2 separate regions of the Homo sapiens genome follow, and region 2 is linked to region 1. The links are chromatin loops, found by intact Hi-C in ENCODE. Cell type or tissue: heart left ventricle. All regions are shown on one strand. Links, peaks and the distances in the headings refer to the core of each region. The heading gives the core; the rest is flanking DNA. Region 1 overlaps LOC105370982 (a long non-coding RNA gene). Region 2 overlaps LOC101927025 (a long non-coding RNA gene).

Region 1 (15,970 bases), core at 7,028-11,027:
GGTTCCTCCCCAGGGTTGGGCAAGTATGGGGTGGGGATAGGGCTGTGGTTAGAGAAAGATCCCCCGGGGGGAAAACATTTGCATGGAAATCGGAGGGAAGAATAAGGCTTCCCAGGTGGAGCAGGGAGGACCAGCAGGTTCCTGCCAGAGAGAAGAGTGTCTGCAAACCCCTGAGGCAAGAGGAGCCTGTGTCTTTGAAGGTCTGAACAAAGGCTCATTCCACAGAGTCAGGAAAGCAGAGGGGGCAGTATTTGGGGAAGAGGCCCAGGAGGAAGGGTAGGGGGGGCCAAGTTGGCCAGGCCCTTCTTGATGCTGAATGGCAGGAGGACTTTGAAGAAGTGACAGGGTCAGAGGTGCCATCCAGAAAGATCACCCTGATCAGAGCTGGGAGAATGGAGGTGCCGGGCAGGAGCAGATGCCAGGGCCTGCTTGGAGGCAACTGGAATACTCCAGGCAAGAGGACGGAGTCCAAGGCCAGGGTGGGAGAAGGGGTTGGGAAGCCCTGCCGGGGGTAGAATGGACTCAAGATTTGAAATTCGGGCAGGGAGTGGGAAACAGTGTCAGTCATGAGCCCCTGGGTGCTGCCTCATGGACCAAATGGATGCTGGTGCCATTGACTGCGATAGAATCCTGGGGAGCGACCAGAGCGAGGTGGCAAAGAGATAGAGAGAGAGGGAGAGAGAGAGAATTGTGTGTGTGTGTGTGTGTGTGTGTGTGAGCGAGGTGGCAAAGAGAAAGAGAGAGAGAGAGAATGTGTGTGTGTGTGTGTGTGTGAGCGAGGTGGCAAAGAGATAGGGAGAGAGAGAGAATGTGTGTGTGTGTGTGTGTGTGTGTGAGCGAGGTGGCAAAGAGATAGGGAGAGAGAGAGAGTGTGTGTGTGTGTGTGAGCGAGGTGGCAAAGAGATAGGGAGAGAGAGAGAATGTGTGTGTGTGTGTGTGTGAGCGAGGTGGCAAAGAGATAGAAAGGGAGAGAGAGAGTGTGTGTGTGTGTGTGTGTGTGAGCGAGGTGGCAAAGAGATAGAAAGAGGGAGAGAATGTGTGTGTGTGTGTGTGAGCGAGGTGGCAGAGAGGGAGAGAGAATGTGTGTATGTGTGAGCGAGGTGGCAAAGAGAGAGGGAGAGAATGTGTGTGTGTTTGTGTGTGTGAGGTGGCAAAGAGATAGAAAGAGAGGGAGAGAGAATGTGTGTGTGTGTGTGTGTGTGTGAGTGAGGTGGCAAAGAGAAAGGGAGAGAGAGAATGGGTGTGTGTGTGTGTGAGCGAGGTGGCAAAGAGAAAGGGAGAGAGAGAATGTGTGTGTGTGTGTGTGAGCGAGGTGGCAAAGAGAAAGGGAGAGTGTGTGTGTGTGTGTGTGAGCGAGGTGGCAAAGAGATAGGGAGAGAGAGAATGTGTGTGTGTGTGTGTGAGAGCGAGGTGGCAAAGAGATGGAGAGAGAGAATGTGTGTGTGTGTGTGAGTGAGGTGGCAAAGAGATAGAGAATGTGTGTGTGTGTGTGAGCAAGGTGGCAAAGAGATGGAGAGAGAGAGAATGTGTGTGTGTGTGTGTGTGTGAGCGAGGTGGCAAAGAGAGAGGGAGAGAGAGAATGTGTGTGTGTGTGTGTGGTGGCAAAGAGATAGAGACGGAGAGAGAGAGAGAATGTGTGTGTGTGTGTGTGTGTGTGTGAGCGACGTGGCAAAGATAGGGAGAGAGAGAATGTGTGTGTGTGTGCGTGTGAGCGAGGTGGCAAAGAGATAGGGAGAGAGAATGTGTGTGTGTGTGTGTGTGTGCAAGGTGGCAAAGAGATGGAGAGAGAGAATTGTGTGTGTGTGTGTGTGTGAGCGAGGTGGCAAAGAGAGGGAGAGAGAGAGAATGTGTGTGTGTGTGTGTGTGTGTGTGTGTGTGTGTCTGAGTGCGTGTTTGTCTGAGATGTGTGTATGTTAATTATTAGCCCAGGCCAGGCGCAGTGGCTAACGCCTGTAATCCCAACCCTTTGGGAGGCTGAGGTGGGTGGATCACCGGAGGTCAGGAGTTTGAGACCAGCCTGGGCAACATGGTGAAACCCTGTCTCTACTAAAATATAAAAAATTAGCCAAATTAGTCAGGTGTAGTTGTGGGCACTTGTAATCCCAGCTACTCAGGAGGCTGAGGCACGAGAATTGCTTGAACCTGAGAGGCAGAGGTTGCAGTGAACCGAGATAGCGCCACTGCACTCCAGCCTGGGCAACAGAGTGAGATTCTGTCTCCAAAAATAATAATAATAATAATGATGATGATGAGCCCAGATTGTGGTCAGTTTAAGAGATGAAAGTGAGGAAACAGAATTTTACTTGTTTGGCCACAGAATATTATCTGGGCATATTTGAGAGGAATGAGGAGATAATTTTCTTTTTTAAAAAATGTTTTAGTTGACAAAAAATTGTATATGTTTATTGCATACATGTTGCTTTAAAATATGTATACATTGTGGAGTGGCTCCACTGAGCCCCTTAAGATAGGCATTACCTCACATGCACATCATATTTTTATGGTGAGACTTAATATCTACTCTCTTAGCAATTTTCAGGAGTAAAATACGTTGTTATTAATATAGTCACCATGTTGTGCAATAGAACTGTTGAACTTTTTGCTCCTAATAGAAATTTTATTTTTATTATTCCTAATAGAAATTTTATTTTTATTATTCCTAATAGAAATTTTATTTTTATTATTCCTAATAGAAATTTTGTACCCTTTAACCAACATCTCTCCAAACCTCTCCCTCCCGGCAGCCCCTCGTAACCACCATCCTGCGCTGTACTTTCATGCCTTCAGCTTTTTAGATTCCACATGTAAGTGAGATCACGCGGTGTTTGTGTTTCTGTGCTTGGCTTATTTCCCTTAACTTAAGGTCCTCAGGTTCGCATGTGGAGGAGACAGTTTTCTAATCTTTAATCCTTTGCTTTGTGGAGTGTTTCCAGTCGCCTGAGTGGTTTTCCATGCATTTGCCATTCCGTCTCTTCTTACACTCGGGCAGATATTATCATCATCATGACAGTTTTTAGAGCGGGGACTGAGACTCAGAGAGGTAAAGCCTGTTGTCCAAGACCACGCAGAGGACCAGGATGTTGGAATCTGCCCTTCCTTGCCACTATTTGCTGCATGGCCAGTGTATGCTGGGCACTTTTCTAGGTGCCAGAGGGCACTGAGCTGAGTCTGGTGTTGGGAGGGGTGGGTCTGCGGCCCTCTCCTCCCACACCTGTGGGTTCTCTTCTTGCGCCGAGTGGGGCAGAGGAGATCCGGCTGAGGCAGCACTAGGCGCAGCCCCCACACTGCCTGCGGGGTGGCGGTGGGGATCTGGTGGCTTCTCTCTGTGGTTGTGCAGGTCTTGATGGCTTCTGTACCCAGAGCTCCTGCCCTGGACAGCAGGGGCTCGGAGCTGCCCATTCCCATTGTAAGGAGGCTCCTCTCTATGCTGGAGGGTACTGTCTGGAGGTGTTTGCCTCACTCTCTCCGCTGTGTTAACTGAAAGGCAGGGTGCAGATGCGTGCGGAATCTGGGCAGCCTTGGACGCCCGCCCTTGAACTCAAAGTACGCACACCTTCCTCTTCCAACTTGGACGCCGGCTCCCTGGGTTCATCTTGGCCTTGGCCCTGTCCTTCTCAGGTCTAGTTCATTTCTTTTTGCTATCAGGCTGCAACTCCCATCCAAGGAAGGCTGGGCAGAATCCAATAATGAGTAGATTTCACTGACGGTTAGATTGATTGTCTAATCTGGTTGTCATGGGGGCCAGCAGAGACAACAGCATTGAGTCTTCCAGCGCTGAGGACAAATAGGTCAGAAGCATGCTCTTGGGTGGCCCCTCAGCCTGTCTATCTCTAAGAGACCAAAAGACTCGGTATTTTGCAGCCACCTGGGGTTATGGCAAGGATGATGTCAGGTCCCCGAGGGGGTCTCTGAATGGCCCTTCTGCTCTTGATTTATGAAAAGCATTCTGGCACATGCTTTTCCTCTCTCTGTCTGTTGTCAGACAGCCTGAGGAATCCACTCCCTTCATCCCCGTCCTGTCTCGAATCTCAGCAACACTCTGGGAGGTCTCTCAGTGGCTCCTTCCTAGGTTTCACAATCAAGTCTTTATTCCAGGCAATTTATTTCCAACCTAGATACCAACAGCACACGTTGGGATGACTATAAAGCTGACTGCAAGGACATCTCAGCCAGGCCCAGGCAGTGGATGGAAGTCTTAGGATGGAAGTGTGAGAGTTAAGAAATGATGTATTTCAATTGGAACATTTTTCAGATGGGGAAATGGAGGCATAAAAGGGGGAGGCATGTGGCCTGAGACTCTTACAGGCATGGGACACGTCCTTTTCTGGATCCTGCAGCCCAGTCTTTTCTCCACATCCCAGGGACTTGCTACTCTTCATAACATCTCCTGTGTTCACAGCAGCATACGTGTACCTGCTGCTGTCGTCATTTGTGATAACTGCACACCGCTGGCCGCAGCCCGGCTCAGAGAGACTCATGACCTGATTCTGAGGGACTGGTAGGAGCAGACGCTGTGGAGCGTGTTTGCAAGGGGCCAGGCTCTCCTCTGTGTGCGGTGAATTCAGTTGCTCCTCGTGACTCCCGTGAGGAAGGCATTGCTATTATCCCCATGTCACAGACGAGGACTCTCTGGCACACGAAGGGAGAAGAGTTTGGTCCACATCACACACCCCAGAGTGGCAGAACCAGGATAGGAACCCACACAGTCGGGCTTTGACAAGGTGTTCTTAGCTTCTATGTGATGTGGCTTCCGAGTCAGCTCAGCTGGTGTTCCTGAATCAGGTCTATTGCGAAGGAGCATGTAAGGTTCCAGGAGAGTGCAGGAGGTCTGTCTCATTTTGGAAAGGCCGAGCGACAGGAAAAACCACATAAAACCCTTGCTGATTTTTCTGCTTCTGTTACACCGAGTGTGGGTGCGTTGTGCTCTGTACAAAATAATGGTTTTTGTCAGACAGGGACGAGCCGCTGATGGAGGAACACCTTTCCTCCTAGGCTCTCCCTGCGTCAGGCGCAGCCTCGTCATCCTGCCCTGCCCAGTAATTTAGAAGAATAGCAGTAATGATGACAGCCAAAGCCAGCTGGATCCTCAGGGAGAGTCCTAGGAGGCAAACTATAATTATCTAAATTAGACTCTGAGGGGGACTTAAGTTTTACAACCTGTTGTTCTCTGCCACAGAGAGGAGTGTTGCTAATGTCTCTTTTTGCTGAAAGTGTGCCTTACAATGGAGTGTCTCACGGCTGATGTTCATATGGAAACAATGACACTTGCTTTTCTTTCTTTTTTGCCAAAACCCATTCAAAGAGTTCACTGTATCTCAGTGAAGGTTGAGAGGACTTCTAGAAACTTCCAGAAACTTACGAAAGTTTCCATGTTTGTGAAATGAATGTTTTGCCTTTTTCCTAAATTACATTCCCATCAAGAAGCAAGTAGTTCTTGCATATTCTTCCATCTCAAAGTAATCACTCACCTATTTCACCAGGCTGTTTTTTTGGAGTCTCAACTGGCAAATTTCTACAAAGTGCTCTTCTTCACAAGACTTCCTGTTACCTCAGGACCAGAGGTAACCATGAAGCTGAGGGCGGTGGGGCAGCCTCACTAGTGAAATGACTCCCTCCCGCTCACAAGCCTTCCATGGGGCTCACGCCACACCTCAGCAACATTACAAATGCCGACCTAAGTAACACGGGGGTTGACTTCAGACATTGTGGTCAGGCCGACTTGTGTTTAAACCTAGGCTTTGACACCGGTCGATCGTTCAGCCACATGCAGGTTACCTAAGCATGTCCCACGTGGCACAAAGCAGTTGCCTGAACGCCACACTGGGAGGCTTGTCTTAACTTTATCCTGGCTTCCACCTGCACTCGCCGTGATTCTGAGGGCTACTGACCCCAGCCTGGTGCTGCGTTTGGGCTCAAAAAATTGCAATGCTGTCAAGCTGCAGAATCTCTATTGCCCAACAGATACTGTTGTCTTGCCAAATAATTTTTAGTAATTTTCCACCCATCCCCCTTTATGTAATTTTCCATTTCCCCATAGCCCCTCTAGTCTGTTTTTTTTTTATTCCCTCCTTTCACTTCCCCATAATCCCTTTTAGTTCCCTCTCTGTTCTCCCTTTAGAAACCTCCATACCTTTGTCCTAGCTGGATTTGAGCTCAGTTATATTGGAGTCTCTTTCCTCTAAGGCAGTAGACTGAACAAAATGTTTTGCCGCCTTTAATGTGTGTCTGGCACTGGCATTGATGAAGGCTTAGCTTCTGCACCTGTAACATGAACAGGTGAGTATCTCTTCTTCTAACTAGGCACTACTTAGTGATATAATAACAGTAACATGTTCTGGGCCATGAGGATTTATTTCCCAAAGTAGAAACCACATTGGTTAAATGTGCAAATATCAATGCTGTACTGAGTTGAAAAGACACCCCAAGCCGGGCACGGTGGCTCATGCCTGTAATCCCAGCACTTTGGGAGGCCAAGGCTGGTGGATCACCTGAGGTCAGGAGTTCAAGGCCAGCCTGGCCAACATGGTGAAACCCCGTCTCTACTAAAAATACAAAAATTAGCCGGGTATAGTGGTGTGCACCTGGAATCCCAGTTACTTGGGAGGCTGAGGCAGGAGAATCGCTTGAACCCAGGAGGCGGAGGTTGCAGTGAGCCAAGATCGAGCCACTACACTCCAGCCTGGGTGACAGAGCAAGACTCTAAGAAAAAAAAAAAAGACACCCCAAATACTCACAAGCGAAGTGACACTTGAAAGAATCTTCACATTTACAGGCTGAAGAAGAGAAACAAGGGAATCTTAAAAGTGAGAGGGCCGGGTGTGGTGGCTCACGCCTGTAATCCCAGCACTTTGGGAGGCCAAGGCAGGCAGATCACGAGGTCAGGAGATCAAGACCATCCTGGCTAACACAGTGAAACCCCGTCTCTACTAAAAATACAAAAAATTAGCCGGGCGTGGTGGCGGGTGCCTGTAGTCCCAGCTACTGGGAAGGCTGAGGCAGGAGAATGGCGTGGACCCGGGAGGCGGAGCTTGCAGTGAGCCGAGATCGCGCCACTGCACTCCAGCCTGGACAACAGAGCGAGACTCCATCTCAAAAAAAAAAAAAAAGTGAGAACAGCGACAGTACATGCAAGGCAGAGTTGTGGATGGAAGAGTGGACTTTGGTAACAGAAAAGAGGCAGGCAAGGTTGGGATTAAAAGGGCCCTGTGTATCAGTGTGAGGTGCTTGCATTCCATCTTTAGGGCAACAGGAGAGCTTAAGCCACAAGGCGAGTTTTGCTTACTAGGTGGTGCTAATAGGAAGAGCCAAACCATAAGGCAGAAAAGAGGTGGATTTGCTTACATTGATATTAAGGATTTCTGGTCCAGTCCCTGGACAGAGTTTATAATAGATGACAGAAATGGGAGAAGGTCTTTACTCAGGAAAATCCTCAAATCCACAGGAAAAAAAGATGGCAACTTCTAACAAAATGGGAAAAGGATAGAATGAGGCAATTTTTAGCAGAAAAACCTCCCATCTCAAATAATAAACACATGATGAGGTGCTTAATATCTTAGTAATCAGATGAAAATTAAACAGCCACAAGCTACCACTTTACATCTGTTAGACTATATCTTTATTAGAAAGCTGGATAGTGCCAAGTGTGGTGGGAGATCCAGGAGCCTCCCCTCACTGCTACGAGGAGACTGGATTGGAGAGCATGCGAATTGAGTATTGCCTACCCAAAGAGGCTACATCAACCCGGATCCTCGAACAAAGATGTTCTTTGCTGTGTCATTTGTAGAAGTATGGAATTCTCTCTCAGCTAAGAGATGAGGCTGACAAAGTGCTGTGGATGCACATGAAGTTTGACGCATCAATTACAGGAAACAGATCAGCCAGCCAACAGCGACATCGCTGGATCTCAACAACGCAGTGTTAGTGAGAACTCTAGGAAGCAAAATGAATTATCTATGCCATTTACATAGATTAGAGATACACCCATACAAATATATACAGCTTTTAAGGAATATGTGCAAAAAGCACTCTATTAAAGAGAATGAAGGTTGCCCAGAGGCAGGGGGAGGGGAAAGGGAGTGAGGGGATGGAGCTTGAATCTGGGGAGGGGAAAGGGAGTGAGGGGATGGAGCTTGAAGACAATAAATAAATAATAAGAGTAAAACCTTGCATGGTTACAGCTCTCAGACTGAGGAGTATGAAGATTTTAGCCTTTGGCACTGAGGTTAAACAAAAGCCATCATTTTGAGGGAAAGGACTACCTTTGTTTATGTACTTTATTGGGGTCTGGAAGGATGCCACATATGCTTAAATAATTAAGAATTTTTTTAATAATCCCATATAATGTTTATCATGTTTTCAAAGCTCCTTCCCATAGGTGGATCAATTTGATTGTTACAATGACTATATAAATGAGTTCGTGGGGATATTTTTAGAAAATGAGGAAGCTGAGCCCATAGGGGCAAAGTGACTTGCCTAGGGTCACACAGCTGGGAAGTGTGACTCACCCCTTGGACTCTTAACCCTTGTCCAAGGTCTCAGGTCCCCAGGAATTATCACTACATCAAATGGAAAATCATTGCTCCTTTAAGGAAATTGAAATGATAAATGTCGTTTGCCTTGGATTTTTTTCACATGGACTTTTCTGTTTTCACTGCTTTTGTTGTGCTTAGATTTTGTTTTTGTCATTGTTAGGGGAGAAATTTTGCTACTTGTGTATCATGTCAATGGCTGTTAGCACTACAGCATAAAGTCCGTTAATGGGTTTAACAGAACTAATAGCAGCTATTTTTAATTTAAAAGTGTCTGTATGTATTTTTCTTATTTCAAACATAACTTATACTCCATTGGAACTCTCTTTTTTTCACCTTCCAGAGATAACCGCTGGTAAGAGTTTGGCTTATATTCTTCTACATTTTTTTCCCCACAAGAAACTGAAATTTGAATTTTCTTCTACAAGTGAGAAAAAAAAAAAGTAAAATCTCTAACTGTCTTAGTGATGATAATTCTGAGAAGACAGGCCCATTGAGCCAAGTAGGAGGATAGGTTTCCTGAGGATGGAGATGCAGAAATAGTTGACTTTGCCTTCACGAAGCATCCTGACATTTTTAGATGTGGCTACACTCTGTGGGCCGGAAGTCGAATTCCCTGGAGGGCTAGAGCTCTCAGTATTTTGGACATATGTGAAGTCAGCACAGGGGGCAGGCGGTAAGTTAACTTGAAGAGAATTCCAGTTACAAATTTAGCTCAGCTTCTAAAAAACACTCCCATCGAAGAGAGATTCCTGGTTGCTGTGGAACTGCGTCCCCTGTGGGATTTTCCTTGTGGAGTTAACTAGACACAGTTGTTACTAGGTAGCGGGACAACAGATTTGCTTAAGATCTCTTCGATTTTGACAGTTTGATGATGGGTGACTTATGTGGTATTGTGGACATCTGTTGGCTTTATATTTTGCCTGCCAAGCATCCATACTTTCTTTTTTCTGGTATCCATACTCAATTTTTCTTCTGGTTCACCACCTATACCGGGTTGAATAATGCCTCCCTCCCCACCCCAATTCATGTCTACTCGGAAGCTCAGCATGTGACTTTATTTGGAAATAAGAGTCTTTGTGGATATAGCTAGGATGAGGTCATCCTGGATTAGGGGGGGTCCTAAGTTCAAGGACTGGTGTTACCATGAGAAGACACAGAGAAGGAAGGAGAGGCAGAGACTGGAATGAAATAACTGGAAGGGAAAGAACACGGAGGATCGGGATTGTCAGCGCCTCCAGGAGCTAGGAGAGAGGCCTGGAACGGGCTCTGCCTCAGAACCTCCAGCAGGAACCAACTCTTTGGACACCTTGATGTTGGGCTTCTGGCCTCCAGGACTGGGAGAAGATGCATTTCTGTTGTTTAAGTCCTCCAGTTTGTGGTATTTGTTATGGCAGCCCTAGCAAATTAATATACCTCCCATTTACCCTGTCAAAATGATCCGGGGGCTAGTCTCTGTTGTGCTGGGCTCCTATTAACTTCGGTAGGGAAGGCATTAGGTTCAGGAGGATGAGGAAGAGACCCAGAGTCCTCAAATGAGACATGGGGTTTTATTAGCAGGAAGCTTACATACACAGTGGTCCAGTGGTGGTGGGCTGGGCAGGAGAACCACAACTGCTTCCAAAAGCATGTGGTTTGTACAGCATTTTCACCTAGCACCCTCCCTGTAACAATCTCCACCTGGCAACCCTCGTTTAACTCAAAACAAAGGGCCTCAATGTCCTGCACGGGCCCTTTACGTTCCATGCGTCAGGCTGGGGGCTCAGAGGTTTCTCGTAGCTAAGGAATGGATAAGGGTTGGCCCCTCCCATTCCTTAGGATCCTTGGAACACTAACAAACATTCAGGTGCATCTGCCATGCAGGGTCATTCTCAGGGTATGCTCAAGTCATCACTGTCAGGTGCGTCTACCATACGGGCTCCCACCCCGCTTCCAGGATGGACATGTCACACAGAGCTGAGCAGGTTACTTAGGACAGACACATCACTTTGCGTGGGCCGATAAGAATTAGTCCTGGAACTCTTTGTGGATTGTTTGGCAAAGAGGATCTTTTTATGCCAGGTCAGCCAACCTGGAGCTGCTGGAGGTCATCTTTGTTACCACACTCAGAGAGCCTATCTGGGAATGAGGCCAATGCTAAGGAAAGCAGAACAAAAAGATGGAGACACATCCCTGACACTATCACTTAGGTACCTAGATCCAGCTGTGCCTGAACCCCGATGGAGTGTTCACTTAAGGGAGCCATAATATCCTGAAGTGAGAGTGGGGGTTTCTATCACTAGTAATGAAAGGATCCTTACTAGTAAGTGTGATTTGGAGACAAGCATTCATGCTCATGGTCATTGAATGATAATCCTCAGAAACTCCTAGTTGACCCTGTTGGATTAATGGTTGCATTTTCTCTGGAGAGATAAAAATGGAAAACCAACAGAAAAACAGGAAGCTAACATAGGAAAAGGAAACAAACATTTGAGTGCTCAGTCCTGTGCTAAGCAGTTGACTTAAAGTCCTCCCACCCTTTCCTTCCTTCCTTCCTTCCTCTTCCCAGCAACAAAACTTACATAAGTTTTGTTGTCCATAAGTTACAGAGGAGTGGCTTCAGACTCAGAGTGCGTTCAGGTCTGCTTGATTCTAAACCCACCTGCCCCATCACCTGGGGAAAGAATAATGTTGGTTCCTTACAGGGGGTCTTTCTCTCGCTTTGCTGAAGGCATTGCCTGGGATTAAACTCCAGCCCCGCCCTTCACCCACTCAGGAGCTTGGCTGCCTTGCACTCTATAGGGTAGATGCTGATTATTGCTCCATCTTGAGGAAGAGGAAACAGAGGTTCTGAGAGTTAAATACCTTTCTCAAGGCCATGCAGTCATGAATGGTCCAGAGAAGAATTCAAACCTGAGCCCTCCATATTCAAAGTGTGGTCCATGGACTAGTAGTCTGGAATCATCTAGAAGCTTGTTAGAAATGCAGAATCTCAGCCCCCTCCCCTCCACCTCCTGAATCCAATTCTGCATTAGAACGAGAGCTCCAGTGACTGGCGTGCACAAAGAAGTTTGAGAAGCCGTGGTGTAGCCCTTGCCATCCGGAGCACCAAAGTCTCCATGCGGTGGGGGACCTACATATGCCGTGTGCCCTGCTGCACTGGGATCCCTCACACCAGCTGGTTCATATTGTCAAAAGGGAAAAAGTCCCGGGTGAGAAGTGGTGAGCCCTTGCGCCGTCTCCATGGGGCTGGGAGAGTGGAGGCTTTGGCTCCTGAGGGGCTGCACTGAAGGCCTGCAGAACAGGAGGTTCATCTGGCTGTGCAGAGTTCACCCCAGCCCATCTCAGGCCTGCATCCTCACCACCTGGGCCCAGCTGGAGGGCCAGCTGCCTTTTCCACAAGGGATTATGCCCAGATAGCTTCCCACAGCAGCTCCGCGGATTCCTTGCTAACCCCCTCTGGGAACAAAGGGCTTGGAGAAGGTCCACAGTCCTTTTTGGAGAGTGGGATCAAAGTAAGAGCCACATCTGTCACAAGAAATGCGGGAACAGCCTCTTGCCAGGAGAGATGGGGAAACTCTTAGTCCCTGGCTGGGTTTGATACTTAATGGCTGGAGTGCTTTTCATGGCTGTTGGGTCAGTGGCTGCTGATGGTCATTGAAGTCAGCTGAACAGAGAGCTTTCCTCCTTGTGCCCATGGCCTCCTGAAGAGGCGTAGGTGCTGTTACTGGCTACAGCTGGAACAGACCGGGGAACCTGGGGTTAGAACACGGGGGAGACTGTCAACAGCTGGGCAGCTGGGGGGCCGCTGACACACCCAGGGCTTTCTGCCTCAGATGCCGGCTTCTGTTCTGAGACACTCTTGGATGTCACAGAGCAGTAGAACAGCTGAGCAAAAGGGGGCACTTCTCTGGATATTGACATTTTTGTGGATGATGGGGAGGGTCAAATAATTTTATTAAACCATTTAAGATTCAATTCTAACAAGCTCCCAGGGGAGGCTATTGCTGCTTTGCAAAGTGAGGGCCAGGGTGGTGCACACATCTAACTGCATGGTCCTGGAAAGCCACTTACTTCTCTCTTTGTTTTCTGTCCTGTCAAAGCGGGTGATAATAGCATCCCCAGGAGGGATGATGCGCAGCCCTCATACATCATCATCAGTGGTGCTCTGTTGCCCGGGCTCATATTGGGATCACCTGGGGGAACTTTAGACACTACTAAGGACTGGCTTCCTCTTCCCCAGACACTCTGATTTAGCTGTTGGAGGTGGGGGAGGCAGGGGCGTGGGGATGCTTGTGGCTTCTCAGGGGGCTTCTATGTGCAGTTGAGAACCACTCTCCTGAAGGCAGCTCTGGCCAAAGAAATGCAAGAATCCCCATCACTTTTGGAGTGTCGGAGACACTTTACGTCGGTGCTCCTCTAAGTATGTTCCATGGACCAGTGCTTCCTGAGAGCTATTTGTTAATGGGTTGGCAGGAGAAGTACGGAGATAGAGTGCTTAGGAATTTCCATAGCATCTCGATATTGCCAGACCTCTGAAGATGTGATCAGGGGCTCATCTCCCTGAATAGGTTGTAGACCAGCTCCAGGGCTGCCAGGCCCCTGTGGGGAGGTGCACAGTCAGGATGAGCTGCAAATGAGTCCTGTGCAGGGGAACACGTGTCATTGTGCCAAGGACTAGATACAGAAAAATCCACTGGTCTTTCATCTCACTACTTCCCTGTTATCTCCTGAAATCTCACAGTCACCTGAAGTAGGGTTTTGTGTTTTTTTTTTTTTTGAGACAGAGTCTCGCTCTGTCGCCCAGGCTAGAGTGCAGTGGCGTGATATCGGCTCACTGCAAGCTCCACCTCCCGGGTTCACGACATTCTCCTGCCTCAGCCTCCCGAGTAGCTGGGACTACAGGCACCCGCCAGCATGCCTGGCTAATTTTTTGTATTTTTAGTAGAGATGGGGTTTCACCATGTTAGCCAGGATGGTCTCGATCTCCTGACCTCATGATCCGCCCACCTTGGCCTCCCAAAGTGCTGAGATTACAAGTGTGAGCCACGATGCCTGGCCGAAGTAGGTATTTTCATGCTTATCTGCAGATGAGGAAACTGAGGCTTGGAAAGGTCAAGCCACCTGCTCAAGGCTAGGTGTCTCTAAACCAAGGTAGGGCAGGGCCTTGTGGGTATGTTACCAGTGTAGTCACGTAGGACTCCACACTCCAGGTGTAATGCCCTATGCTCACCATCTTGAAATTCTTAGTAATTTTATTTTTGAGTGTGTGTTTTGTAAGCAAAGTCCCATGGGACAATGGAGCATGCAGCAGGCTTGGAGCCTCGACTCCTGCCTGGGCCTGCCGCCCTATTTTGCACCTCCCCACTTACCCTGTAAGGGTTTTGCTTCCTCACTCCCTCCTGGCAACTGCTGCCACCCCCATCTTCAGGGGCCCTGGATCAGGATGCCAGCCTGGCAGGCATGCCCCATGCACAGAGCCATGAGGCAGGCCCTGGGCAACTATGAGGGACTGCACCTGCCACACAGGTGAATCCCATGCCCGAGGGGGCACACCATTAAATAGCAAATAAAAATACCATGACAGCTTGAGAGAGAGACTGTAGAGAAAGGAAGAACTCTTTCCCTGCTTTTTTTTTGAACAAAGGGTTTTGCATTTTCATTTCGCATCAAACTCTGCAAGTAATGTAGTTGGCTCTGCATATGGCCAGGATTTTTTTTTTTTTTTTTTTTTTTTTTGAGACAGAGTCTCACTCTTCCCCAGGCTGGAGTGCAGTGGCATGATCTCAGCTCACTGCAACTTCTGCCTCCCCAGTTCAAGCGATTCTCCCGCCTCAGCCTCCCGAGTAGCTGGGATTACAGGCAAGTGCCACCACGCCCAGCTAATTTTTGTACTTTTAGTAAAGATGGGGCCAGGTGAGTCTCAAACTCCTGACCTCTGGTGATCTACCCACCTCAGCCTCCCAAAGTGCTGGGATTACAGGCATGAGCCACTGCGCCTGGCAGGGCCAGAACAGCCCTCATGGGCCATGCTCTGTTTTCTCCCTCTGTACCTGATTGCTCTGTTGTCCAAGGACTGCATGGCCCACTGCTACATGAAAGAGGCCAAATGACAGTTTCTTCTGGTAGGAAAAGTCATGGATTTGAATTGGTTTTTTAAAGTCCCTGAACCTGGCTGTGCTTGGTCAGTGCAGGTGGAACTTGGGCCTCTCCGCGTGCTAGACTCTAGGATCTTCAGGAGGGAATTGCTTCGTTATGCCAGCTAGTCTCACATCAGACTCTGGTTTGGGGGATTAGAGGTTCATTCTTTTGTAAAGAGAACAGTGCTTGAGACCCTGTGGCCCTGAATCAGGCAGACCTGGGTTCAAATCCCAGCTCTGCCACTTCTTTTATTTTTCTTTTATTTTTTATTTTTGAGACGGAGTCTCGCTCTGTCGCCCAGGTTGGAGTGCAGTGGCGCGATCTTGGCTCACTGCAAGCTCCGCCTCCCAGGTTCACGCCATTCTCCTGCCTCAGCCTCCTGAGTAGCTGGGACTACAGGCGCCCACCACCACGCCCGGCTAATTTTTTTGTATTTTTAGTAGAGACGGGGTTTCACTGTGTTAGCCAGGATGGTTTCGATCTCCTGACCTCGTGACCCGCCCGCCTTGGCCTCCCAATGTGCTGGGATTACAGGAGTGAGCCACCGCGCCCAGCCCCAGCTCTGCTACTTCTTAACCATGTAGTATGGGACAGATCTCTTAACTCAAGACTCGGTTCTTAAATGCTGTAAAATGAATCTCCTTCGTGGGGGGTGTAGTGAGACTACGAACAGCTAGAGAACTGCTGCTTAGGCCTGGATACTTGACTTGTGGTTTGTAGCCCAGCAGCATCAGCATCACTTGAGAATTTATTAGAAGTGCAAATTCTTAGGACTTAGCCCAGATTTTCTGAACCAGAATCATTTAACAAGATTCCCATATGATTTGTGTGCACATTAATGTCTGAAAAGCGCTATTCTCAGGGATCTTCCAGAAGAATGAATTTCAATGTTGGAGTCCATCATATAGATCCATATTTAAAGACTTCTGGAGACAAAGGAATTCTCAGGTGTCCTACCTTAGCTTAAGGTTGGCAAACTCCTATTTATCCTTCAAAACCTTTCTCAGTATTTTCCCCTTGGTTATACCTTGCCTGATTGTTGAGATAGTCAATCATCATTCTCTTCTCCTCACTACTTCATCACATACAAACATCTAATAACTGCATGTATCACATTGCCTGATGAACGCCTTGTACAGGTGAGTCTCATCTCATAGGCTGTGAATTTCTGTGAATAGCAGCCCAGCAGTGAGGATGATGATGATGGCAATAGCTGAGATGAAATACGTCAGCTCACCTACGGGGTGTGACAACAGGACTTGAGAGCAGAGTTGGCTTGTGGTCACCCCGGACCCCCATGTACCCAGATCTGCTTGGCACAA
Region 2 (15,970 bases), core at 6,982-10,981, 97 kb before region 1:
GAGGAGCCATGGTCATGTGTGCTTCTTCCCATCTCTGGAACTGGTCTTGGGCAAGTTCCTAGGGTTGATGGATTGCAGCAAGTCCTGAAACTCAGCTGCTTAGAGACAGAGCTTGTGTGCTGAATTTAATGAGCAAGCTCTCTCCAGCCAGCTGGAGACGAAACCTTTCAGGAGATCTGGAAGGTCCGTGAAGGGAGGTTTTATTTCCCTGGGCAACTCTAGGTGCATTTTTACTCAGTGGGCCCCAGAGGAGAGACTCGAGCAAAATATTTTTTTTTTGTCCCAACTGCTTGTGAAATGGAGAATATTTTTAGCAGATTTGAAAGCTTTGGAGACAGATCCCATTACTCAGTGCCCTGCTCAGAGCAAGCACTCAATAAACCTTTGTTGAACGTGGCTGAATGTTCCTCATTGGTACAAAGATCCTCCAGTGAATGTGTGCATTAGAGGAGTGGATGAAGATGTCAGCCGGCCTGACCGTAAAAAGGCATCTTTACAGCTCCATAAAAAGGAACATGGACAATAGCTAGAATGTCATCCATGAGCACAATAAATATTTCCCCGAAGTTCTTTGCCCATCAGGAAACCACATCACACACACTTTTAAAACCAGTGGACTTTAAGTAAAATGCCAGCTATTTATTGGAACTGATCGGTTTTACAATTAACCAAAGTGCACAACAATCATGTCCACCTTGATTGATGTATGGGGCTTTAGTGAATGACAGAAAGGAGAGAGAGATCGAGGTTTTAAGCAGTGCCCAAACGCAGTCACTTTGGCTTCACAATACTGTCCGTTGCATGCATTTTAAAAAGGGAACACCTCTAGGATGCTGTGGTTCCTTTCTTCAGTCATTCAGCCAGCACTGGCTGAGCACCTGCTTGTGCTGGGCACAGTGCTGGAGACTCAGAGTTGAGAAGACAGAAGTCCCACCCCCAAGATGCACACAGCCTAGTGGCAGGTGGGCAGTGGTGATGGAGTGTCCGGCGTGCTGTGAGGGAGGCATGCCCAGGCCATCACGAGAGGACACAGCGAGCAGCAAGACGTGACTTGGGTGGGCAGGGAAGAGTTCGGGAAAACTAGGGGATTCTAGAAGGATGATTCAAAGAACAGGAAGGGAGACGGGCCTCTGGGCCCAAGCAAAGACACAGGGTTATTGGAGGACTGGGGTTGCAGGTGGCTGGAGGAATGATGGGGAGGCTGGGGCAGCAGCTGGGGTGGGCGGGGTTTCTCATGCCTGTCAAGGAGTCAGCATATCATCCTAACTGCTGCCTTAAGGGGTAATCTCTCTGTAACTCTCTAACTCAGAGAATGTGGTGACTCAATTTCTCCTGATACTCTACCTAATACTTTTATTACTTTAGTGAAGTCTGTGCAGCCGAAAACGCATAGAATGAATAGCACATTCTGGCAACATCAGGCTAACCAAACTCATCACTTTCACGGCAAATGTGAAGCCTAACTTCCTGGCTTCCTGAAATGATCTCCCCACCTTATTGTAAAGAACAGAGGCAGAGAAAGTTGCGCCCTCTCTCCCTGTGTGTGACCTTTGTAATCAAGTGTCACCTGGGCAAAAGTGGCCTCTGGTGAAAGACTTACTTGGAGAAGTTGGAAAGCTGGAAGCCTGGGGAGATGGTGCTTGGGAGTGAGGTCATACTCATTGCCACCAGGTCCCTTGTCTTTTTGTTGGAAGATGGCCAGGCTTTGCCAAGAGCTGATTGTTGAGGGCTTTGAGCGTTGGCTTAGGGCGCTTGTTTCCTCACTGCTGATGAAGGAAGGATCCCTGGGCATCCGGCTCTGCCCAGGGGCTACTCCAAGAGGCACTATGTCCTTAATTGACTTCAGAGGGCAGTGTTCCCAGTACCACTGGGTTTGGGATTGTCTCCAGCCATGGGCACACTAGCTGGCTCCGCCGCCTCTCCCTGGGGAGAAGGGGAAGTTTGCTTTCCCAAGCCTGGGTTCCACTGCCTTGCACCCATCCTCCGCCTGCCCCTACCACCTCGAGTAAGCTTTTTAGGACAGCATATCCACAGTGAGCCATGCCGAGTGTACAGCCTCAGGTATTTGAGGGTGAGACAACCTTAGATTCACAGTATTTACGGATGATACCAGCTACTGGCCACCGCTTCTTGGCTGGACTCAGCATTAAATAGCAAGCTCTAGGCTAGCCCTGGCAAGCAAGGAATTCTAGAACATTGGAGCTGTATGGGCCACTAAGGCTGCTCCCCAGAATCTGGTAACGCAGCCAGTGTGGCACATGGGCAGACAGCTGATGCTGTCTCATCCTGCGATGAAGGAAAACTGTCCTCACATGGAACAGAAATCTGTCTCCCTGAGGTTACAAATCAGTGGCCCTCAGACCCTTATCCTGGCATTTTCAAGATCATGTAACAAGCCTATCCTTTGTCACAAGGATTATTATTTAGAGTTTATGTTTTTGTGGAGTTGATGGTTATAAAGGATACCCTTTTAAATATGTGATAAATTCCCTTTCTTCTTCCTTAGGTCAAATAGCACAGCCTTCTTCATACATTCTTTAAATGGAAAACTTTTCCTTTCCACAGAGCCCACAGTCTCAGATACAATCTTTTCTTCCTATTTATTTATTTTTATTTTTTTCAGATGGAGTCTCGCTCTGTCGCCCAGGCTGCAGTGCAATGGCATGATCTCCGCTCACTGCAACCTCCGCCTCCCAGGTTCAAGCAATTCTCCCACCACAGCCTCCCAAGTAGCTGGGATTACAGGTGCCTGCCACCACGCCCAGCTAATTTTTTTTTTTTTTTTTTTTTTTGTATTTTTAGTAGAGACAGAGTTTCGCCATGTTGGCCAGGCAGGTCTGGAACTCCAGACCTCAGGTGATCCACCCGTCTTGGCCTCCCAAAATGTTGAGATTACAGGCATGAGCCACCGTGCCTGCCTGTATTTATAAAAGTAATATATGCTTGGAGAAAATTGGGTAATAAAATTCAAAGAAGAAAAATACACCCAGTTCATTGGGCAGTGCTGTCCGCCAGGTTGCTGAACCTGCAACGGCATCCCAGTCCTGTAGCACTCCAGGTCCCCTGAGTTATTCAAATTCAGCCCAGTGCAATGCTTCAGTCTCAAACTCAATTTAAACCGCACCTCCTCGCCCTCCTCTGCAGAGACTGGATCTGGGACCTCTGGCCTGGAAGACAGGCCCGCTGGCCAACCCCTCCCTGGAAGGCAGCCCCTCCAGCATGTTGGGGCCACAGCAGGGAGGGAAGAGTGAGGACTTTCCTGTGTTCCCTCGATGCTGTCACCTTCTTTTCTCCCTGGGTGTCGGAGCCCCCTGTGTGCCAGGCCTGCGAAGGTTGGGGATCTCGTGAGGCACATAGGGCTAAATGGGTTAGTTGAGGAGAGCTGCAGAGCTCCCCAGGTGCCATTCCCCAATATTCTAGATAAAGTTCTAGTTCTGCAGGACCTTTATGTAAAAAATTATTTTTAATAATAATTATACGTATTTGTGGGTTATAAGTGATGTTTTGGTACCTGTATACATTGTGGAATAATTAAATCATACTAATGAACATATCCATCACATCAATGTGGTAAGAACATTTAAAATCTACTATTTGGGCAATTTTGAAATTTACAACACATGATTAACTGTATTAGTCTGTTTTCATGCTGCTGATAAAGACATACTTGAGACTGGGCAATTTACAAAAGAAAGAGGTTTAAGGGACTCATAGTTCCACGTGACTGGGGAGGCCTCACAATTATGGCGGAAGGTGAAAGGCACGTCTCACATGGTGGAAGACAAGAGAAGAGGGCTCGTGCAGGGAAACTCTCCTTTATAAAACCATCAGATCTCATGAGACTCACAGGAAAGACCTGCCCCCATGATTCAATGACCTCCCACCAGCTCCCTCCCACAACATATGGGAATTGTGGGAGCTACAATTCAAGACGAGATTTGGGTGGGGACACAGCCAAACCATATCATTAACTATAGTCACCCTGCTGTGCAATCCATCTCTAAAGCCCCTTCTGTCTAACGGAAACTTTGTACTCTTTGACCAACATCTCCCCGTTCCCACCCTGCCCCTCCAGCCCCTGGTAAGCATTATACTCTCTACTTCTATGAGTTCAACTTTTTCACATTCCACATATCAGTGACATCATGCAGTATTTGTCCTTCTTTGCCTGGCTTATTTTACTTTGCATAATATCCTCCAGTTTCATCCATGTTGTTGCAAATGACAAAACGTTCTTCTTTTTAATGGCTGAATAGTATTCCATTGTGAATATATACCACATTTTAAAAATCCAGTCCTCTGATGGACACTTAGGTTGATTCTTTTATCTAAAGACAAAAGATAAGTGTTGTTGAGGATGTGGAGAAACGGGAACCCTTGCCCACTGTTGGTGGGAATGTAAATTAGTAAAGCCACTATGGAAAAGAGTATGGAGGTTCCTCAAAAAACCAGAACTACCATAGGATCCAGCAACCCCACTTCTGGGTATATATCCAAAGGAATTGAAATCAGTATCAAATCATAGATATCTACACTCCCACGTTGATTGCAGCATTATTTACAAGAGCCAAGTGATTTTTTGACTCTCTTGACAACTCTCCTATAGCCTCAGATCTGTCCTCCTGCTGCTGGGGTTTCCCTGCCCAGTGGGCTGCCACCTAGGGAAAGATCCCAGCCACCCTCACAGGTGTCGTTGCGCCCAGAGGAAACACATGCATTCTCGCTGTGGCAAATGGCAGGAGCCCATGCAGCCCACTGTGTCTCATTAAAGCTGTCAGTGTCTTTTGGGGAGCCATCAAATTCAGAGTGCTAGGACTTAATTAGAATTTAATTAGGATCTTTGTAGCCTGTTATTGAGATGGATTTATTCTTTTTTTTGCTATGTCCTTTTTAATGTTTTGTTATTAGTACTGCGCTAGATTGATAAAATAGACTGGATTGTATTCCATCTTTTTCCACACTTTGGAACAGTTTTTATAATATGAGAATAATCTGTTCCATGAACATTTGAAAGAATGTGCTGTGGCAACAATCTGACTCAAAAGCCTTTTTCAGGGGAGGCAGTTCTTTAAACCTGGTTTGCTTTCTTTCATTCCTGTTAGTCAACACAAATTTTTGTGCTTCTCTCCTTTTTTTTTTTTTTTTTTTTGAGACAGAGTCTCACTCTGTTGCCCAGGCTGGAGTGCAGTGGCGCGATCTCAGCTCGCTGCAACCCTTGCCTCCCGGGTTCAAGCAATTCTCCTGCCTCAGCCTCCCAAGTAGCTGGGGTTACAGGTGCGCCACCACACCTGGCTAATTTTTGTATTTTTAGTAGAGATGGGGTTTCGCCCTATCGGCCAGGCTGGTCTCCAACTCCTGACCTCAGGTGATCTGACCGCCTCGGCCTCCCAAAGTGCTGGGATTACAGGTGTGAGCCACTGTGCCTAGCCTTTGTGCTTCTCTTTGAGACAAACTTAGTAATTTGTGTCTCCAGTGACAACTTATACAGGGCTTGCTGGTCAGACTGGCTTCAGCTATTTATGAGTTCTGCATAGCCTCGCCCTGTCTGCCTGTCTGTCTGTCTGTCTGTCTGAGCTCCTTGGCACCCAGGAGGCAGAGATGGGGAACAAAGAGAACATGAGGAGCAGCAGTCTACTCCTCTCCTTTCTTTTGAGCTGGACATATTGAAAGAGGAATCATTTTGTTGGGCGCGGTGGCTCACGCCTATAATCCTAGCACTTTGGGAGGCCAAGGTGGGTGGATCACTTGAGGTCAGGAGTTCGAGAACAGCCTGGCCAACATGGCAAAACCCCATCTCTACAAAAATTAGTCAGGCATGGTGGCAGGCCCCTGTAATACCAGCTGCTTAGGAGGCTGACGCAGGAGAATCGCTGGAACCCGGGAGGCGGGGGTTGCAGTGAGCCGAGATCACGGCACTACACTCCAGCCTGGGCAACAAAGCAAGACTCCATCTCAATAAATAAATAAATAAAACCATTTCCTTCTCTCTCTCTCTCTCCTTTTTGTACACACTTTGTTCTCTGGATTGATGGAAATTCATGTTATGTCATGTGCTGGTTCATAGTGCTCAGATTGAGGATTTCTGAATAGACATGAACTTGGATCCTGACTTTGCTTTGAGTTGTTTTCTAGCCCCCTCTTCTGCCCCCAACATCACTTACCATGACAAATGCTGGCACCTGGATCCTTGTGGAAGTCCTCACCCTGGAGAAAGGAGAGACTATCTGGCTCAGCCCCACAGGGGGGAGAGAGACCTCAGCTGGAAAGATGTGGACATGTCTGTCCCGGGGGAAGAGGTTAAAGGGCAGAGGGGATGTATGAATAACTCTTCTTTTTCCACTTATGAATATGCTCTGCCCAAACTGCTCATGATGTTAGACATGTCCACCTTCCATCCGACATAAGTGAGGGGGCCCTATCGGCACCTCCCTCCCGGATGTGATGGAATGCTTTGGAAACCATTAATCCTGGTGTCAGCAGGAGCCTATGGAGGAACTTGTAGTTAATATCCCCCACGAGCCAGGGAACGGGCTGAGAGGCAGACAGCTTACTTCCTTCTCCCTTTCGGCAGCAGAGTCATGGGCTGGCTCAGCAGGTCCGAGTTAGATCATTGGCAGAACCGGCTGGTGCCAACCTTTAAATTTTAGGGCTGCCTCTTCTATCCTGGTCAAGAGCTTCATTTGTTACATAATCATGTGTCTGTAGCTGCCCCATGGCCTCATAAAATGTGCAGCTTAACGGGGACGTTTTCTTCTTGCCTGAAGCTTTGGCCGTGGGGCCTTCAGTCCAGCCACAGCTGGCCTGAGCTGGGGACAATGACAGTTCACAGGATTCCATGTGCTCTCCCACTTCTCTGCTCATAAGTTTTCCCCATAAACCCAACTTTTTTAAAAAATGAGGATGACTCATATAAAGATATGATTTGTACCAGATTGGTTTGTAAATGCAACATAATCCCAAATAATTTTTTTATAATTTTTTTTAAAAATTTACCGTCTTTACCATTTTTAAGCCTACAGTTCAGTGGTGACTAATACATTCATATTCTTTCTCTCCCTTCATGCCTCCTTCCTCCTCCCCTTCCAGCCTCTGCTAACCACCAATCTACGCTGTCTCATGATACAGGTATGTGTGTCCTTTGCATGGCAATGCTAATATTGTTGCCACCACCTTCTCATACCAGTCTGACATTAATTCCTGCCCTTTAGTGACTGTGAGTTCCAGTCTTGAATGGGCATAGAATTTGTCACAGCGATAGCTAACAATTAGTGTTACTACATGCTGGGCACCATGCTAAGAGTTTTGTATGTATTAACTCACTTATGTAGGTCGGTGAAATTATCTTTTTTTTTCTATGCAGTTCACTTTTCTTTCCCCCAGAAAAGGAACCGAGGCACAGCGAGGTTAATAATTTTTTCAAGGTCACACAGCTATAAATGGCGAGACCAGGATTCAAACCTAGGCAGTCTTCCTTTAAAGGCATTAAACTCTATGCTGGTGATGAGCAGGTGGGTAGAGAAAAGGTTCAGGGATAAAAATAAAGTGGTTTCTTACATTTATTCCAAGATTTTAGCAGGTCAGCTGTGAGTACCAAACTTTCAGTGCTATGAGTGTCTGGGTGTTTTGGCTGGTTTGCTTGCTTTCTCTGTGTTCCTAGGTGTGCAAGTGGGAAGAGGGGGTGGGACACATCCTGCAGAGAGACCTGCCGTGCTCCCCACTGGAGACTGCAGCCTCCACTTCCCACAATCCCTTGCATCTTTGTCTCTAGTCTGTGGCCTGGCTTCCCCCAAGAAGACGTGTCTCATGAGATGTGGAAGGAGAGGGTGAACAGCATTAAGTGACACTGTTTCCACTGCTTCTGTGTGCTCGAGGAAGTGTTGGGTTTTCCTGTGACAACCGCAGCAGAGGTCCCAGCAGTGGGGAGGTGAGGGAGTTAGAGCAGGCTGTCTGGTGGCCCTGGTGCCAGCAGGTGAGACAGCGACCTCCTCATTACCTGGCTTCTCAATCAGGACCAAGGCAGCAGCTTGTCATTTGGGAGTCATTCCTGGAAGCTTAGCTCTGAGCCTACTCTACAGCCATTCCATCAGCTTTGCAAGGACGTAGGTCACTGTATTAAGTCCTTTTCTGTGTAAACTAGGTAGAGTGTTTCATGCTATTTGCAATTGAACCTGGTGATACAATAGGTTTTTGTTATTCGTGGTATTTAATGAGAGGTTTTTTTTCCTTTTTTTTAAAAAAAAAACATGATTGGTTCAGATTGAGCTCATGGTAAACTAAAGCCATCAGCTTTCTTTTCCCATAAATGTTCTTAGGATAGTCACCCCCATTGTGGGTGCATGCGATCCACCGAAGTTGCTTGCCCTGAGTCCATCAACCCAGCAGGTGAGGTCCTTTTGAGTTACTGTCTCAAAACGATGAAAACCACATTGTTCTCACTGCCAAAACCTTGTCCCATTGCTCCATGATGCTGTCTCCAGCTGGGTTTCTGCCAAGAGTTTTCTTGGCTTGTTCTCTGCTCCTGGAAAGGAACAGCCTGTCCTCCAGTGCTCTGGCCTCCTGGGGAGCCCATCAATGCCTCCACCTTCCTCTCTGTGTCTCTTGGAGGACCCCGGGGTTACTGCTCTGACACCCTTCCTCTCCCCCTCTTCTGAGGGCAGTCGTCCAAATTCCTCCAGGATCTGGCCTAGAAACACTTGCTCAGCAGCACATGGGCAGGGCCATTAGGTACAGTCGGGGTGCGCTGTCCCGCAAGGATTCCACTTAGAAGGGTGTCCATGCAGACTTGTTTCATGCTCAGACCTCCCAGTGGAGTGTGTGTGAGAAGTTTCACTATCACTGTATGCTTTTTAAACTGCAGCTGATAACCCTTTACTAGGGAAAAAAACTGATTTAGAGGACTGTGCCGCATTGACTATATAGAAGTTTGTTGTACATAGGAAAGGTTAATATTGTCTGGAGCATCTTTTGCTAGTTGTATGTGTATCAGTTAAGGTTCCACCAGGGAAACAGAACCAGTAGGAAATATAAATGAATAAATAATCATATATAAAACTTTTTTTTTTTTTTGAGGTGGAGTCTCTCTCTGTTGCCCAGGCTGGAGTGCAGTGGCATGATCTCGGCTCACTGCAACCTCCACCTCCCGGGTTCAAACGATTCTTCTGCCTCAGCCTCCCAAGTAGCTGGGATTACAGGTGTGTGCTACCATGCCTGGCTGATTTTTGTATTTTTAGTATAGATGGGGTTTCACCATGTTGGCCAGGCTGGTCTTGAACTCCTGACCTCAAGTGATCCGCCTGTGTCGGCCTCCCAAAGTACTGGGATTAAAGGTGTGAGCCAGCATGCCCAGCCTAAAACTCTTTCTATCTTAAAAAATATGTATGTGTGCATCTCCAAAAAAATTTACAGCAAGGAATTGGCTTGCCTTATTCTGGGATTGGCCAGTCAAGTCCAAAGTCCACAGGGCAGGAAGGAAGGGCAGCAGAAACTTTCCAGCACAAGTTGATGCTATCCCCAGGGAGAATTTCTTCTATTTCAGGGAAGCCTCTATTCTGCTCTTAAGACCTTTCAACTGATTCCACCAGGCCTGCCCATATTATCTAGGATAATCTTCTTTACTGAAAGTCAACTCACTATAGACTTTATATCACATCTCCAGAATACCTTCCCAGCTACACCCAGCGTAGTGTTTGACCAAATGGCTGGGCAGTAGCCCAGCCATGTTGACACATAAAACTGACCATCACAATATGTGTGTTTATGCACTGAGTCAGGATTAAAAATGAATTTCTGACTGTAAAATATAATTTAAAGAGCTCAGGAGGAAGTCATCTCCTCCTTGTGCCCTCTGTTTTGGAAGCAGACATATTCAGATCTGCCCCTTTCCCTCTGTCATTCGCTCCAGGTTTTTTTATTTTAATTCTTAGAGATATTCCAGCTTCCTCCAAGGGTATAAAGTCGGCCTTATGGAGCGGGGGCACTTGACACACCGGTCACAGGGCTGGGCCACACTGGAAACCAGGGGGTTCTCCCAGCCGAGCTCCAAGAAGGATTCTCGTGGTGGTGTGTGCACAAAAGGAAGAATCTGCTTTCTGTGTATTCCGAGTGAATCCTGAAATTCCAATAAGCAAAGTCCTACAGGAAACAGCAATGCGTAGTCCCTAAGTGGAAAAGCTCACAGTCACACAAAACTTCCAGTCCTATGTCAGAAAATCTCTAAGGAACCAATCTGAGTAGGCTACGAAGAGTGTTGCCTCCTCCCTGCAGTTTCTCATCACTCCTTCTACTGTCCGGGTTTCCTGGGTTGTTTTATAAAGGCACAGCTGACTCATAATTCCCAAGCTGAAGCTACTTCTAGGGAAGGAATATACGACATCCTGGATAAACAAAGAAGTCATACATTGTTAATGTACAGAATAGGAAAGCCATGTAGGTGGAGCATCTTCAAATTATGTGTCTTCCTGAGGGAGCAAATCATTCTATAAACACTGGTGAGCCAGGCCACATTCGAGGGGCTGGGGATATAAAGGTGACCAAGATGTGCCTACAAGGAGAAAGACAGCTGTGGACTGAATGCTTGCATCTCCCCCAAATTCACATGTTGAAACTAATCCCCAAAGTAATGGTATTAGGCAGTGGGGCCTTTGGAAGGTGATTAGGTCACAAGGGCAATAGCCGTCATGAATGAGATTAGTGCCTTATGAAAGAGGCTCCAGGGAGCTGCCTTACCCCTTCTACTACATGAGGATGCAGCAAGAAGACACCATCTATGAACCAGAAAGCTGACCCTAAACCCCACAAGACACTGAGTTTGCCGGTGCCTTGATCTTGGACTTCCCAGCCTCTAGAGTTGTGAAAAATTAATTTCTGCTGCTTACACCCAGCTAATTTTTTGTATTTTTAGTAGAGATGAGGTTTCACCATGTTGGCCAGGCTGGTCTCGAACTTCTGACCTCAGATGATCTGCTTGCCTTGGCCTCCTGGAGTGCTGGGATTACAGGCATGAGCCACCACACCTGGCCTATAAGCAATTATTTTTAACCCGTGTCATGTCTGTAAGTACACTTGAAAGTTGTGCAGAACAGTTTGTCCATGAAGACATGTGACATCTCTGTCTCCTGGCCGCTAAATGCCATTAGCCCTGTGGCCCTGATATGGTTTGGATCTGTGTCCCCATCCAAACCTCATGTTCAGTTGTCATCCCCAGTGTTGTAGGTGGGGCCTGGTGGGAGGTGATTGGACCATGAGGGTGGATTTCTCATGAATGGCTTAGCACCATCTCCTCTGTGCTATTCTCCGCAACAGTGAGTGAGTTCTCACGGAATCTGGTCGTTTAGAAGGGTGTGGCGTCTCCCCCATCTCTCTCTCTTGCTCCTGCTCCAGCCATGTGAGAAGAAAGCTCCCCCTTTGCCTTCCACCATGACTGGAAGCTTCCTGAAGTCTCCCCAGAAGCAGAAGCTAATATGATTCCTGTACAGCCTGCAGAACCATGAGCCAATTAAAATTCTTTTCTCTATAAATTACCTAGTCTTAGGTATTTCTTTTTTTTTTTTTTTTTTGAGACGGAGTCTCGCTCTGTCTCCCAGGCTGGAGTGCAGTGGCGCAATCTCGGCTCACTGCAAGCTCCGTTTCCCAGGTTCACGCAATCCTCCTGTCTCAGCCTCTCGAGTAGCTGGGACTACAGGCGCCCACCACCATGCCTGGCTAATTTTTTTTGTATTTTTAGTAGAGACGGGGTTTCACTATGTTAGCCAGGATGGTCTCAATCTCCTGACCTCGTGATCCGCCCTCCTCGGCCTCCCAAAGTGCTGGGATTACAGGCGTGAGCCACCGCGCCTGGCTAGTCTTAGGTATTTCTTTATAGCAATGCAGGAATGGTCTAATACACCTTCTTTCATCATTATGACAATGAAAAAACTCCCACATTTCTAGTATGTCCCTTGTTATGAGTTTCTGCCCTTGTTGAGAACAACTGCTCTGGATGGGCACACAAAGCATCTAGACAGGACTGATTATGGACTCAAGATCTAAAAAAGAAAATGATACGATCTTTTAGTGAGAGAAAGTAGATAAAACAGATAATAGGGAATGAGAGGGCAAATTATGAATATTTATTGATACCACATATTAATTAGAATGTTTTGGGCTGCAAGTAAAGAACATTCATTTAGAGCAGGCTTGAACAATAAAGAAAGGCATTGTGGCACAAATAGGATGTTGAGAAGTACAGAGTGTGACCAACTGACTCTGGGCAAACTCTGGAGCCGGACTAGCTAGGTTTGCACCCTAGACCCACCATTTACCAGCTAGTTATATTGACTTAGGCAAGTTACTTAACTTTTCTCTGTTTTGGTTTTATCATCTGCACAATGGGATTAGAAGTATATCCACCTCATAGGTCTAAGTGATTTAATATAAAAGTACAAGTGCTTCAGATCAGTGCTTGTATTTTTCGTATTTTTAGTAGAGATTTTGTATTTTTAGTAGAGATGGGGTTTCACAATGTTGGCCAGGCTGGTCTTGAACTCCTGACCTCAGTTGCTCTGCCCACCTCAGCCTCCCAAAGTGCTGGCATTACAGGTGTGAGCCACTGTGCCTGGCCGATTATAAGCATTTCTTTTTTTTTTTTTTTGAGACAGAGTCTTGCTCTGTCGCCCAGGCTGGAGTGCAATGGTGCGATCTCGGCTCACTGCAAGCTCCGCCTTCTGGGTTCACGCCATTCTCCTGCCTCAGCCTCCTGAGTAGCTGGGACTACAGGGGCCCGCCACCACATCCGGCCAATTTTTTGTATTTTTAGTAGAGACAGGGTTTCACCGTGTTAGCCAGGATGGTCTCTATCTCCCGATCGTGATCTACCCACCTTGGCCTCCCAAAGTGCTGGGATTACAGGCATGAGCCACCGCGCCCGGCCCATTATAAGCATTTCTAAACGTACATAAGGAAGATTTAAAAAGTCCTGCTATGTGCTCAAAGGGCACAGGCCGGGTGGGGAAACAAATGAGGTGAGAGATCCTGCACTCAAGCCGTGGTGTTTTTTTTTTTTTTTTTTTTATACTTTAAGTTCTAGAGTACATGTGCACAACGTGCAGGTTTGTTACATATGTATACATGTACCATGTTGGTGTGCTGCACCCATTCGCTCGTCATTTACATTAGGTATTTCTCCTAATTCTATCCCTCCCCCCTCCCCCGACCCAAGCCGTGGTTCTTAAAGCATCTGAGCTCGAAGACCAGCTTTAACACTTCCAGTCCTTGGTGGACAGTTCTATGGTCCTCACACATGACTAGTTGCAGCTAGGAGGGCCTCTGCTGGGAGTTCAATGCGCAAACTGGTCTACACCCTGTTCAATGAGCTGGGCACGTTGATGGGATGCTTAGGTACTGTGGCAATTTGAAAGTGCTATGCAAGTTCCTGAATTCTTATCCTCAATTTGTGGGCCAGTTAGAACAGGTCGCAGCAGCACTGGTCCAATGTTCCTTTAAGTAACCTTGCACTAGGGAAACTTCTAGCGAATTTGTACCCCTATAGTTTTCTTCCAGTTTCTTTCTTACACACAGACTCTTTTCTTCTAGAGGGGTTCCAAGTGACTTCGTCCCCTCCTGGGCTCAGCTGTGGCTTCTGAGCTCTCCAGCAAAGCCAGGCTCCCATTGAGAGACAAATCCAGAGCCTTGTGGACAGGTGCTTGGCAGGCACCCTGCCTGCAGGGCCACGCCCTCCTGCACAGCCATGCGTAGCCTCAGCTCCAGTTCCCTGACCTCCATGGACGCTCCGACACTCGGCAAAGAGACCAGTCAGGGGACCAGGGAAAGAGGCAGAGTGGGGAGCTTCCGGGCCCTCAGGCAAGCAGCGGCTAGGTGAGGACAGTTACCAAAATGGTAATCATAGCCAGGGGCTGGAAAACCTTTCTTGAGATGTAGCAGTCAAACCACATAGTTGTTAAATGACCATAACTATGTCTTAAATAATCAGTTCAGCTGGTCTCTATTTAACATAATAGCTGCCTATTAAACCTAGATTAAGTACAGAGTTCAACATCTCTAGGACACAGAAACCCCAAAATGACTGCCAAACCCAGAATGAAACCTCTGGCTGGAAGGAGCCGCAAATGTGTCCACCTGGCCTGGGTGTGTTCTGGTCTGGAGAATGCGGAGTCCGCATCCCACTGCCCAGCTGTCTGTGCTTGAAGAATAATATTTCCCAGGGCTGGGGCAGGGCGGGGGACAAGCTTTGGAATACATTTCAATCCTGATTATATCTCACGACTGCTTTAGTCTTGTAGACATTTCTGAACATGTCAGAAATACAGAAACACCTCCAAGAAGCACTGTGAGGCCTGTATGGCCTCGAATATACCAGATGATGGCAAATTCTGCCTCTTCTTTCTAGCCCCATTCCCCTGGCGTAGAAAGGTCCTTACCTACACTCAGGGCTGCAGTAAGAGCCCCCCACCCTTCTTCCATCCTCTATCCTGCCACTATTCACTGATTTATTCATCCATTCACTCACTTGGCCGGGCGCGGTTGCTCACGCCTGTAATCCCAGCACTTTGAGAGGCTGAGGCGGCTGGATCACGAGGTCAGGAGATCAAGACCACCCTGGCTAACATGATGAAACCACATCTCTACTAAAAAAATACAAGAAATTACCGGGCGTGGTGGCGGGCACCTGTAGTCCCAGCTACTCGGGAGGCTGAGGCAAGAGAATGGCGCGAACCCGGGAGGCAGAGCTTGCAGTGAGCCGAGATCGCGCCACTGCACTCCAGCCTGGGCAACAGAGCGAGACTCCGTCTCAAAAAAAAAAAAAACCAAAACAAAGAACATCCATTCACTCACTCATTCATTCATTCCAGAAATAATTTCTGTGTACCCACTATGTGCTGAACACTCAGGTAGCAAGACAGTGGCAGCAAAAACAGACCCCCAAGGGCTGATATTTTGGTGGGAGAGGCTGCCACTGTTCAGAGTGGTCTTTCTAAAAGGCAGTCTGTCCCCTGTTCTCTCAGCCTCCAGGAATAAAAGGTCCTGTTTATCTCTCTTTGCTTATTTCATGCCTCCGCCTTCTTCCTTTGGGAGCCAGCCCGTACATCCAGTAAGTGATGTTCCTCAGCTCCTTCTGGGGACCACCTGCATAAACATTACCTGGGATGGTAGTTAAACATGCATACTCCCAAACCCCTCTCCAGACCTAGGGAACTGGAATTTTTTTCTTGGTTGGGCTGGAGAACCAGCCCTTTCATTTGAATCAGGTTCCACGGGTGACTTGGCTGCATGCTGAGGTTGGCGAGTGACCACTGACTAGTGTTTCCGAGTGTTTGCCACATTCAGGCTTTGTTCCACGCCTCCCTCTGCCTAAATGTGGCCTGGTCCCCTTGATCTGCTTGGGGACACTTATCTGTCAAGACTCAGCTCAGTGTCACGGCTTCAGTGGCCTTTCCTGACCCTCACCCGCAGCAGAGTTGGTGGTTCACTCCCAGTGTCCGGTTTCTTCCCTCCGAGGCACATACTTGTAAAGGCCTCCACCAAAGCCCCCTGGGCATTCAATCAATGCAGAGTTCTGTGTATACAGCTGAGCCCTCTAAAGCTGGAGTCCCCGAGGGCCAGTGGGCTCCTCTCCATATCCCAACCCCTAGGTGGGACCAGCCTTCCCCAGCTCCCCACAGCTGGCTGCAAAGTGAGGCAAGGGCTGCAGTGTTGAGGACAGCCATGAAAAGAGGAGGTTCCATTCCTGCCTCCCTGGCTGTTCTCCAGTCTTTTTTTTTTTCTTTTTTTTCTTTTTGAGATGGAGTCTTGCTCTGTCACCCAGGCTAGAGTGCAGTGGCGTGATCTCAGCTCACTGCAGCCTCCACCTCCCGGGTTCAAGCGATTCTCCTGCCTCAGCCTTCCGAGTAACTGGGATTACAGGCGCCCGCCACCGTGCCCAGCTAATTTTTGTATTTTTGGTAGAGACGGGGTTTCACCATCTTGGCCAGGCTGG

The links. A loop is a pair of places that touch in the nucleus more often than their neighbours do. Peaks named below come from ENCODE experiments on the same cell type or tissue, not always from the same donor. Only the 100,000 strongest peaks of a DNase experiment are listed, where the experiment ranks them.
Region 2: it touches region 1 in a loop (6-fold over the local background); 2 of 110 quality-filtered maps call a loop at or near these places.

The regions. Positions count from the first base shown.
Region 1 is chr15:93,241,936-93,257,905 of GRCh38, forward strand. The region is part of intron 4 of LOC105370982 (a long non-coding RNA gene); the gene reads left to right. Among named protein-coding and RNA genes, the nearest start is that of RGMA, 160 kb to the left of the region's middle. RefSeq lists enhancers at 1-490, 2,829-3,338, 3,339-3,846, 11,283-11,784, 11,785-12,284. In heart left ventricle, for the core only: a CTCF peak has its summit at 9,296; no DNase peak of the experiment used is centred there; H3K27ac peaks cover 1,070 bases.
Region 2 is chr15:93,144,580-93,160,549 of GRCh38, forward strand. The region is part of intron 4 of LOC101927025 (a long non-coding RNA gene); the gene reads left to right. Among named protein-coding and RNA genes, the nearest start is that of RGMA, 63 kb to the left of the region's middle. In heart left ventricle, for the core only: no CTCF peak of the experiment used is centred there; a DNase peak (open chromatin) is centred at 8,612.